Regions from separate parts of the Mus musculus genome. Here region 2 is linked to region 1. Evidence: chromatin contacts called from ENCODE Hi-C or POLR2A ChIA-PET data. All regions are on one chromosome and are shown on one strand. The core of a region is the stretch at or near the end of the contact, and the rest is flanking DNA. Distances in the headings are between cores, read along the strand shown.

What was found. Hi-C counts contacts between places; a loop is a spot of excess contacts on that map. ChIA-PET counts read pairs that join two places held with the same protein, here RNA polymerase II (POLR2A).
Region 2: a loop to region 1 is called in a map of gastrocnemius, with 9 times the contacts of the local background. The contact joins the enhancer-like site here to the promoter of Kif26a in region 1. A Hi-C loop is called at or near these places in 7 of 37 maps with a recorded cell type or tissue (gastrocnemius and heart). POLR2A ChIA-PET finds 5 or more read pairs at or near these places in 2 of 5 experiments (Patski and embryonic stem cell).

Annotation. Positions count from the first base shown.
Region 1 is chr12:112,144,311-112,150,035 of GRCm38, forward strand. It overlaps Kif26a (kinesin family member 26A), which reads left to right and starts at 1,898. Exons shown (of 16, transcript NM_001097621.1): 1 at 1,898-2,096; 2 at 2,404-2,646. The coding sequence starts at 2,055.
Region 2 is chr12:112,179,680-112,185,619 of GRCm38, forward strand. Kif26a (kinesin family member 26A) reads left to right here. Exons shown (of 16, transcript NM_001097621.1): 15 at 116-266; 16 at 772-2,068. The coding sequence ends at 953. Among named protein-coding and RNA genes, the nearest start is that of Gm36894, 36 kb to the right of the region's middle. Within about 2 kb of position 4,136, at least 2 of the 3 ENCODE cell types and tissues checked have a DNase peak (open chromatin) inside an H3K27ac peak, as active enhancers do; they include gastrocnemius and heart, where a contact is called at or near this core.

The sequences.
Region 1 (5,725 bases), core at 648-3,147:
TCCTGCGGCGGCGAGGCAAGGTGAGAGCTCGCGGGGCCGGGCTGGCAGTGGTGACGCCGTCCCGCGACTTTGCTGCGCAGCACCGCGAAAACGCGGCAGGTCCCGGGCGGAGACCTGTATCTGCACTTTCCCGAGCTGATGCCGCTTGATTCTCCCTCTCTAGTCGAGGCTACGCTGGAACCCGAGCCTTGAGCAGCGATCTTCCACGGAGGAGAGCGTAGCGCAGAGATCGCGGTTATCTCACCTTGCAGGGATGGGCGAGGAAAAAGCCTAGGGGGAGGTGATCTGAGTTCTGAGATCATTCTGGTTGCTTGGTGCATCCCGGGGTCTTGTGGAGCTGTGTTTTTGTGTCCTCTGGGAACTCGAACGTAGAGTATGCTTCCCGAAGAACCGCGCTGGTGCGGGGAAGTGAAGTTGCGGGTGTGGCCCATCATGAGCGCAGGCCCTGGGTTCCGGGTGATGCTTCTCGGTGTGCGTGTGAGGAGTATGTGTGCGTGTGTGTAAGTCGATAACAATGTATGAGCCTCCTGGGCCCCGGGTGTTTGTTTCAGTGCGGTAGAGGGGCGGGCGGGGTGACGCTGTTTGTAGTGCTTGCAGGGGTGGACTGAGGAGGGTGGTGCCTGAGGCTACCCGGATCCCATGGTGGGCCGTCGCCTGCCTGTCTTCCCTTCGCAAGGCTGAGAAGGGCCTGGAGGCTTGGGGGTTGCAGAAAGTGGGGAGCCCGTTCCCAGTTTATTCATGACTTCCTGTCGTGTTTACAGACTCTTTTAAGTCGTAGATGACCTGGAAAACCGGATCTTCATCCCACTCTTGGCCAATAGTGCGTAGGAGTGGAGGGCTAAGTAAGCAGGGTCCAGGTGGGGAAAGGAGAGGTCGTTTGACAGACCTTATACCGTGCGAAGGTCTGACTGCTCTGGGGATGTCCGACCAGGGTCTTTCCTTGAATCACCCTGGCTCAGCTGTCCTAAGTCTCAGCCTCAAGCGGAAAGCTCTGCGCTCAGAACGCGTGGTGTCCTGTCTCTGCGCCCTCGAAACCTGTGCTCACTACGGCCGGCAGGTGGCGCTTGTGTCACGGGGAGCCACGCCGCAGATCCCGCCTGGCTCCTATCTGGGGTTTCGGGTTGATCCAGAGCTTGGGCCGGAGTCCCCCGCGACCTCAGAAGGTGGTGACATTTGGGGTCTGACTTGGGCGAGAGCAACAACTGGTCGCTGGGGAAGGAGGGAGACCTCCGGGTCGGAGACAAACAGGCAATTAATTCCGGAGCTAACTCCCCATCTGCCAGGCCGGCAGACAACAGGTCCGGCACACCCCCAGGGCCAAGCCGCAGCGCTTCCTCCCACTTCGCAGGCGGCTCAGTGTGCAATCCATTTTAAGGCACAGGCGCGGCTGCAAGGACACTTCGAGACAGTTCGTAGCCCCTCACTGCACTTCTTGAAACACGACCCTCATCCATGAGAGACAGTTGGCGCCAAAGCATGGCCAGACACACTCAAGTGCTCTGGGTGTTCTGGGGAAGCCGTTGGCCCGGGTCCAGCCCCTTTCATTACCCCCCATCCCCCCACCCCCACCCGCTTTCGTGCTGTGCGATCTTGGGCAAAAGCTTCAGTTTTCCCGCTCGCAAAGTGATGAGAGTGTTGGGTGCCTCCCAGGAGGCGCACTCCATCCTCGCTCAGGAGAGACAGAGGCGCATGCGTGCGCGTAACTTGTGTCTCGGCAGCCCCCACCGCCCCTCCCGCATCAACACTCAACTAACAGGTTGGGGGTCCTAGCAGTAGGCGGGGCCGCAAGGAGGAGCGGGACCCCCGCCCACTTGGCTCTGCTCAGGATGGGGGCGGCGCTCTGGCGTCCCGCCCCCTTCCCTCCCCCTACAAGCTTTGGCCCGCCCCCGCCCAGCCTGTCCCGGAGCAAGCCGGTCGCGTCCACAGCGTGCTCTCCGCCACTCGCCTGCTCTGCCAACTTCAGAGCAGCAGGCCTGGCCATGGGGGTGCCCCTGGGCCGGATCACGTAGCCACTGTACCCCGAGAGCCAACGTATCCCTTCCTGCGACCGTGCCATGGTCGGCCGCGGCGCCTCCTTGTGTGCGGTGCAGCCCGCGGTACGCAAGGCCCTGCTAGGAGCGGGCGGCTGGGCTCGACGGGCACCGGGTTCAGAGCCCAGGACAACGATGATGCTAGCGGGGTGTACAGCGCCCTCTAGGGGTGGGGCGCGGAGCGGGACGGGGCCCCGAGCGTCGGGCTGGGGCTTCTTCTTCAGGGACTCCTGGCGTTGCATCCAGGGCCCTAACTTTTGTGCGAGCGTGGCTTTAGGGGCGTGAGCGACTGGGTCTGGAGTCGGCCGCGTGGAGTCCCGCAGTGGCGCCGCGCGAAGGTTTGGGCTTACTGTCCCATCTCCAACCCCCGCAGGTGGCTGAGTGCGGCCCGGCTCGAGAGACCCCGCCACTTGAGGTATCCCCGCGCAAGAGGCTGCCCGCCGGGCTCGATCAAGACCCATGCAGCAGCCGCCCTGCTCCGGAGGGCGCCGGGGCCAGCGCTGAGCAGAGCCACTCGGCCGGTGGGGGCGGGTGGTGCCGCCACTGCCACACGAAGCTCGTGGAGCTAAAACGACAGGCGTGGAAGTTGGTCAGCGGGCCCGGGACTCCTCTCCGGGTAAGTGACCCCTCTTCAGGCCATATCTCAAACAGGGAAGGGCTGGAACTTGGGAATCTTTGGGGCTGGGGCTTGGAGCGTGGCGAGTTCATCGTGCCCCCACCCCCACCCCGTGCCATAGTCTGCAAGAGTGTGTGTTGGTGCACCTCACCCTAGGAGGCCTGCTGCGTGTCATAGGGGGTTGGGTAAATTTCTTTCCTAGCCACAGATGTCCCACAGCTGGAATCAGTCTGTGTTTGGGAGGGGTAGAAAAGGGGAAGACGGGACCTCACTCCCAGGGCAGGGCTTGTCATGGTGAGGCACTTTGGGCATCTGGACATTGGCATGCCTGTATAGAGAGGGCATAAAAGGTGAGAGAGTGGGCCCCTTTCTGCACCCGGGGGCCGTGCATCATTGTCCCATACCTACTCAGTGTCTGTTATGGGCCTGTGCCCTGCCCTGGCTCTCTGCCTCTGGGGCCCAGGCCTTCCGTGTGGGTAATGACTCTTGAGCCTCGGGGTTTCCCAGGCTGCAGCATGGCAGGCAGGCGCTGGTGGGAGAGGAGTCTACTGGGCTTTCCGGCCAGTCTTGCCAGGCATGTAAAGAACTGGAGTATTGTTCCAGGGAACAATGGTCTCTGGAAGTGTGCAATGCAGGGGTGTGGGGGGTCTCCACAGGAAGCTGCTTCTAACCTTCAGCCTTGGTGAACAGTCCTTGGGAAGCGCCTGTAGTCCCCATCCTGTCCCAGTACCTCTAAGGAGTGCTGTGGTTAGGAGGAGACCCTGGGTTTCCTTTGGGTTGGGTCAGATATGGTGGATGCCAGTCAGGTGTGTCTATGCTGGGCTCCTTTCCAGGTCCCCTGGCTTGTCTGTGGCGGGGATGTTAACAGCCTCTCAGACCAGCTAGATCTGTGGACCCGAATGGGATGGGATGGCTGACCATGGGTGTTGTTTGGCTTTTGCCAATGGCCTTTGCTGAGCCCTGGATCTTAGAAAGCCTTGAGGATCTCAGAGAGGGTCCTTGGGATATTCTCCCGAGGTCCTTCAGGAAGCAAGCTGATCTAGGAGCCGAGCTGCCTCCCCCTCTGACTGTGCTGCCGCCCAGGACCTGGCCGACTGGATGGAGTCCTAGTAAAGGAAAAGCTGCGGTCATAGTAGTGAACTGGTGGGGTTGGGGGCCGTCAATGGAGGTCTGTGGTCTCCTGCACACACTGCTGCCCCTCTCCACGTTCCTGTGTGTGGCTTTTGGCGTAAGCTGCTCCTCCGCCCTACCAGTTAAGGCTTACTTGACCTTGCCTGGCCCTGGTGGTGGGCAAACCAGGGTCCTGGCCAAGGGTTTGTGTGGCTTTGAGCATCTTATCTACTATGTGTTTTGTCTTGTTTCACGAGGAAGCTTCAGTCTGTCCTGGGAATGCTGTCTAACCTGTGGGGTGCTGTGCTCAGGATAGGAAGGCTTTGCTCTGGAAAGAATCGAATGCCCTGTGGCACACGGGTACTGCTGGGGTGTTGCCAGTGTGGGCCACAGGGAACTGCAACCATAGCCCTTGATTGACCACTGTGTACACACACACACACACACACACACACACACACACACACACAGAGTCTGCTTTTGAGGTAAGGGGGGATCTCTCTGGAGGGCAGATGGGGGACACGGTGATCATCACTGTGGGTGGTCTTTGGTAGCTCTATTCTCCAAGGCCAAGGCAATGCTAAGAATTTAGGGTGGAGAGCTAGGATCCTCCAAGGGGATCTACCTCTTAATTCATTGTGGGAGCAGGAACTCTCCCGTGAAGATAGCACTTTACAGCTTGTAGGGAAGTCTACCTGATTCTCACAGCTTATCTTTGTGGGGGCTGCTGGATGGAGGTTGAAGCTGGGACCCTGGGCGGGTGGTTAGAGCCCTGGGCTTGGGGACCCATGTCTAATCTCAGCATAAGAAGGAGGTGTAGGGGCAAGGAGACAGCCTGGTAGCATTCTATGCCTGTGAAAAACTTACCACCATTAACTTCTGGCCTACCTTTCTCCTAGCAGACACCCTCCTGGCAGGGTCTCTTAGAGCCCTTGGCTGGTCTCCTCCTCTGTGACACTAGTCACCTGTTGCCTGCCTTGCATGCATGTAGGGAAGCTCTGGTTCTGAGGTGGGCTTGAGGGTCACCCTCGTTCTGGACCTTTGGGTACTCATGGCTGTTGGATGCTGTAATTGGAGCCCACCTGGCCATCACCCTGCTGGGGTCCCTTTCACGTATTCCTGTCCATGAGATCTGTTTGGGAATTGTGGCATAGCACCTTCCACCAAAGAGCCAAAGCCCAGGTCTTTCTTTATTCTGCTGTCTGAGTGCCTGAGCCCCATCTTTTCTGTGTCTAGTCTGCTATGGTGAAGAAGTCATAGGTTCCAGCAGACCCTCCCTTTACCTCTATCCTAGTCCAGGGTTCTGGTCGCAAGCAGTAGCTTTGCCAGGGCAGGCGGATTAGTCGTGAGTAAGTGCTTGTTAAACAGCCGAATGGCTAGACTTTCCTTTCAGGCCTCATGCACGGTCACCCCAAAGGCTGCTGGGCTGGATTCTGTCTGTGTGTCCCCTAAGGTGACGGTCCCAGAGGAGGATAGCCCTTCTTCCCTACAAAGGAAGTTTGGCTGTTGCTTAGGGGCCACCCCAGATGATGCCCCAAGAGTCACTCAGAGGTGGTGACTCCTCCTGGCCCAGTGGTTCTTTGGTTGTCAATACTGGAGCCGAATTGATGATTCCCCAATGGGAAAATGATCGACTCTCATTTAGGTCTTGCAGGGCTCCTCCTCATGGACCCAGAGTTTCATCCTCCTGCCTCCTGAGGCCTTTGTTTCTTTGCTGCAGCCTCTGCCTGCCTGAGTGGAGCTGTGCACAAGGCTGCCAAAGGCTGAATCTTTTGGTGCTGGTCCCTCTATCGCTCCCATTCCCATGGAGCCTCCAGATCCACAGGAGACAGCCCTTGAGGGTCAGGGTCAGGGCCTGGAGCCTTCCTGCCATCCCTGTGATTTGGCATCAGGGACTTGGTATGTCCTCATTCTGTCTTGACACCATTTGTGGGCATGTCTTGGCCCTTTCTCACTGGGTTGCCTTCTG
Region 2 (5,940 bases), core at 2,886-5,385, 38 kb after region 1:
TTGTGGGCCCCAAAGCGGGAGGAAGGCCATGGCAAAAGCCAGGGTGCCGAAAACCTCCAGGGAGAGAGTCCCTGCCGTTTAAATCTGAACCCACTCTTCTGTCCCTTGTCATCAGGGCCCAGTGTGCATCAGCTCCAAGCTGCGTCTCGCAGAGCGCAGGCAGCAGCGACTGCAGGAAGTGCAGGCCAAACGTGACCACCTCTGCGAGGAGCTGGCTGAGACCCAGGGCCGGCTGATGGTGGAACCTGGGCGCTGGCTAGAGCAGTGTGAGTGCTCCTCTCCCTCTGTGGCAGAACAGGGGGACCCCCCCCCCAGCAGGCGCAGGATCCCAGACCCTGAACAGGGGAACTCCCCAGCAGATGCAGGATCCCAGACCCTGAACAGGGGGACCCCCCAGCAGGCGCAGGATCCCAGACCCTGAACAGGGGGACCCCCCAGCAGGCGCAGGATCCCAGACCCTGAATAGGGGGACCCCCCAGCAGATGCAGGATCCCAGACCCTGAACAGGGGGACCCCCAGCAGGCGCAGGATCCCAGACCCTGAACAGGGGGACCCCCAGCAGATATAGGATCCCAGACCCTGAACAGGGTGCCCCCCAGCAGGTCCAGGATCCCAGATGCTGCTCCCAAGTCTGCCTCTCTGCTCTCAGCTGCTCGCAGATGGCAGACGGCAGGAAGGGAGGATCTGCTGGGCTGGCACTTTTCCTTGAGGAAATTGAGGACCCTGGCTGCTGTCCTGATCTCCGCCCTGACACCGTCTCTTTCTCTCCAGTTGAGGTGGACCCAGAGCTGGAGCCAGAGTCAGCTGAATATCTGGTGGCCCTGGAGCAAGCCACAGCTGCCCTGGAGCAGTGCGTTAACCTGTGCAAGGCCCATGTCATGATGGTCACCTGCTTTGACATTGGAGTTGCTGCCACCACTGCTGTACCTGGGCCACAAGAGGTGGATGTTTGAGGCTGAACACAGGGCGTAGGCAGGACATGCAAGGCAGAGGGTGTGAGCGTAATGTGGGATGGAGTGAGGATGTGGAGGGGGTTGGCGGGTTGAAGACGCAGGGTCTGTGCAGGACCAGGGGATCTCAGAGAGGAGACAGAGGGTGGGAAGGGGAGGGCCAGCCAGTGGACAGAGAGCGCACGGAGATGGAAAGACTGTCGCCACCCAGACAGCCACGCAAGTGCCTTTAACTTTGAGTAGGCCTTTTCTCCTTTTCTAATTTGGTGCTACGGACTCAAGACAGAACTCAGACACCAGCAGACAGAGTCTCAACCTAGGTGGCTGCAGCCACTCTGGCCAGACGAAAGCCAGTTTGTTTCTGATTTTGCCTTCCTTACAACCAAGCAGTTTTGTGTAGCAGGGCAGGCCTGTTCTGGCCAGCTTTCTTTTAGGATTGGTTTAGTTTTTCTTTTCAGAAGTTTTCTCTCAACAGTCCGCTTGAGTGGCCACCACCACACTAACAGTGGTGTCCTCGGAGTGTGGACAGCTAGCTGTCAGTCCCCTCCTCTCCTTGAGGGCCCCACTCCGTTCTGAGGACACCAGAGGCCACAAACTAGGGCTGGGCCATGAGCACACAATGCTTTCTTCCACGGCAGGAATTCTTACCAAAACCACAAGCAAAAAAAATAAAACAAACAAAAAAAAAAAAAAACAAAACAATGACGCGAATCACCGCCAACAAAGACGGGGGTGTGGGTTTTTGTAAAAGTTCTGTTAGCTTCATATTTTTGTATCATTTTGCCTATAAACATAGAGCTTGCAGTGGGAATTTGAAGACAAATGATCTATGTTTTTATGGTTTTGTACAGGTATTCCCAGGTTGGGGGCTCTTGGCAGCTGTGAGGGGGCAGGCTTTTCCTGGGGGACACTGGGGGCATTGTGGGGGGGTCTATGGGAGGCTGTTCTTTTCAGATGCAGACGAGGGTTGAGCCTGCCAGCCTGTGATGTGGCCTGCACGCAGGTTCGTGCTTTCTGACTGTTATGTATTTTCTAAGCGTCCAGACCTTTGTACAAATGTGTAGATAACAATCTCACGGCTGTTTTTATTTGTGAATAAAAGATGTGTTGATTGTTTATATGGTTCTGACTTTCCGGGGTGCCCCTGAGCCTTTTACCCCTGATGTGCTCATATCTTACCGTGCGAGGGGGCTAAGAATGCTGCTGGGCCTTGCGGGGAGGCAGCCACCGACTGGTCAGGGAGCTGTGCTGGGACCTGCTCTTTCCCTGTTCTTTCTAGATGAGCTCCCATGAAGTTGAATAGGTGGCTAGCAACAGCCTAGGCTTCAAAAATCTTAGGGGGTCTTTAACCCCCTAAGACCTTTTGTGACCCTAAGATCCAAGGTGAAGCCGGGAGCCAGGTGGAAGGACACAGCCTTCCCTGGTGGCTGCTAGCCCCTCCCACTGGGTTTATTATTTGGAGAAATCAAAGTGACAAGCTGAATTCCAGAAAGGCTGTGGTGTCCATTGTTCTTTGTCTTTCAGTGCCTGAGCACACGGGAGCTCTTGCCCAGCAGGGCTGACTCCCCCTATGATAGGGAGGCTAACCTGGGGTACCCTCTGTGGCCTCACATTGCACATCACCTACTGAGTTAATTTGCTTCTCCCTTTGTCCTGTGCCCGGTCCTCTTGCAGGGTCCTACCTTGCTTTGGGCCCTGGGTGTTCTGCTTTTCTCTACTCTTGCCCCTCTTAGCAGCCCCATGACTGGGATACCCCCTTCTCTGGCCTCTAGCAGTATTTGTGGGGGCCTCGGTGCTGCCAGGGCCCATCCTTGGTGGCAAGTCACACCTTGTGTGGTCTCTGTGTCTGTATCTCATAGCCTCGGTGGGGCCCTTGGGTGGGCGGGGTCTGAGTCATCACACTTCTGCATGACACGGGGCTGGGCCCCAGAGAGCCCTGGGGGGCACTTGCTGAAGAGAAGAGAATGACTGAACAAAGGAATGAGTCTCCTTGTAGAGGGCCCCCGTCTGGGGCGGAAGACGGCTCTGGGCAGACAGTACTACTCTGCTGTTTGCAGAATGCCCAAGCGTTCTAACCAAGTCTGCTCCCTGGCCTCCGTGGATGTGACGGGGCTGGGAGTCACAGGCCAATTGGGAAGGTGCCCAGACTCCCCTGAGCCAGTAGCACACAGGCTCTGAGAAGGACAGTGATATTTCCAGCCAGCTCTGTGTCATCCAAGACGTTCTGTCCTTGGATTTAGATGTCCTGTTGTACAGGGTATACTGAATTGGGGGGCTAGTCTCAGGAGAGAGGCAAAAAGCTCACTTTTATGTCTTGCAGCCCAGTGCCCGTGTGCACTGCGCAGAGGTGCTATCTGCAGAAACAGCAGCGTAGGGTCCAGGCAGGGTCCACATAGAGCCTGGGAAAGGCTTCCCACAAGGCCCCTGCGATGGGCTCTGCCTCCTGGGCATGTGCCATCGGGGCTGTATGAGGGTGGGAAGCAGTTGGGACACCTCAGCTACACTGGCATCTTTCTGTCACAGGACTGTCAAAAGCTTCTCCATAGAGAGGCATTCCCGGTCTTGATCCTTGACAGGCTGTAGGTAAAGCCCAGCTGGGTAAAGCCTCCTGGGTAAAGCCCGCTGCTCACAGTTCAGACTTGAGGAACATGGCACTTGCTTTTCCAGACTAGAAACCCACTGTCCTGAGGCCTTCCTGGGAGCCTTGCATGGCCTTTCATCTGGGACATCAAAGCTCTCAGCCCTGTCATTAAGGGCTGGGAATCTCGTGGGGAGCAATGTGAGTCCCTCTACGCCCATTTTATGGATGGGAACACAGCATTCACCCAGAACCCAGCTCTGTAGTGGAAGCTGGGCCCATGGCAGTCTGCCCTGTGCCTCCTGTAATGGATATGTCTGCATCCTCCTTAGGGATGGAAAACTGAAGCAGAGGGGATGGGGCCACCCAAGCTCCTGACCCCATTCCTGCACAGAGGATGGTAGATTGAGATCCTGAGGGAATGTTTCCCAGATCGTGCAGCTCAATGAAGCCTGACTGCAGACCAGCTTTAAGGGATACCAGCCAGCAGGGACCTGAAGCTGGAGAGGCTGGGGCATGGGCCTGGGCCGTTTAGGGGGCAGGCTTGTAGCAGCATAGGCGTCAGCTCTCAGGCTCAGAAGCTGGCCTGGCTCCTGGCCACGTGCTTCCCTAAGGCAAGGTGCCCGCTTGACTCAGCCTGCGAGTTGGGACCTGTTCTGCTTGCCCTAACCACGCCAGCCCTGGGCACAGAAAGCCCAATGGGTAGGAGGGGCAAGGAGCTTCCAGGACACAGTAGAGAACTCAGAAGAGGCAAGAGCCAGACAGTCAAAGCAGGCAGAGCAATGGCTGAGCTGTGTGGCTGCACCCCTTCAAGCCCCCAATGGGGAGGGGTGCTGTGGGGGTTAATCCCTATACAGAGCCAGACCTACTGCCTCCAGAAGTGTGACTCTCTTTGTCTCCTCTCTGTCTCTGTCTGTCTCTGTCTGTCTGTCTGTCTTTCTCTCGTGTGTGTGTGTGTGTGTGTGTGTGTGTGTGTGTGTGTGTGAGAGAGAGAGAGAGAGAGAGAGAGAGAGAGAGAGAGAGAGAGAGAGAGAGAGAGAGATCCCTTCTCCAAGAACTAAGTTGAGTCAGAAGGAGACGCCGTGGACTCACAATGCTTTGAGCTCTCTGGAAGTGGCCTCAGCTTTAGGAGGTCTACCTCACAGTCCCCCGGGGAACTGCAAGGCCCTGTGTCATAGCCATATCCTTCCAGGAGAACCCCTACATTCCTGAACTGGGGTGAAGACACTCTTCCTTCCACCCCTCTGGATTGGCTGCTCCATTCCTGGGCCAGGAGCACTGGGGCCAGGCCCTGGGATCTGCTGCCTGCAAACAGGAAGCTCACAGGGCGCCCTCTCCCTCCTGATATTGTGTTTAGCAAGGCAGGATTCAGGCTGTTTCCACACAGGAAGCCCTGGAGGCTGGGAGGAGCTGGGAAGGAATTCCCAGAGCTGCCAAGAGGCTGGCTTTCCTGCAGGGTGGAGGCAGGATGGGGTATGGTGGGGTCTTGGTAGGAAGCTGAGAGCTACTCAGTGGTAGGACACACTCACAGTCCCAGATGGGTGGCCTTAGACGTTCTTAAGTTACAAATGGAGGCATCGAGGTCCAGCCCCAGGGTCTGTCAGTCCTTCAGGAAAAGGCAGGGCAGAGGGTTTTCCCTTCTGCAGAACCCAGGGGTACCGGGCACGGGGGCTGAGCGAGGAGTATCCTTGTTGTCGCATACAGAGACTTCTGGGAGGACTAGAAGGTCCGAGCCTCCCTGAGCCTTCTCTCCAGGGCGTGGCTCTGCCCTGGGCAGCCCAACAGTCCTCCACAGGGGCCTTCCTTACCAAGACTCTTAAATGCACCCTCCCCAGCTTTTAGATGGGGTGAGATGCAGGCCTGTGATCCCAATCACTCTGACGACAGAGGCATGGGATCTAACATTCAAATCCTCCCTGGATTTGAGACCCGGGCTCAGAATTTAACGAGTGAATAGCTGAGGCTGGAGAGATGGCTCAGAGGTTAGGAACACTGGCTGCCCTTCCAGAGGACCCGGTGGGAAGTCCAGAATTCACCTGGCAGCTCAGAGTCATCTGTAATGCCAGTTCGAGGTGACCCAGTGCCCTCCAAGGCCTGACACCAGGCACACGCATGACACACGGACATGAAGCCAGCAAAAGGTGGCCAGGGAAAATGCTCACTGGTTCTGTGTGTGTGAGGCCCAGAGTCGGTCCTCAGTTTTAGAAAAAAAAAAAACAAAACAGCAATTTAGTCCTTTAGTGTGTTTGTTTCCGAATTGTCCTTTTAAATTTTATTTACTTGTTTTATTGTATTTTAGGTTTTTAAACTTACTTTCACGTGTATGAGTGTTTTGCCTGAATGCATGTCTGTTGTCTACACCACATGCTTGTGGTGCCCACGGAAAAGATATCAGTTCCCCTAGGGCCAGAG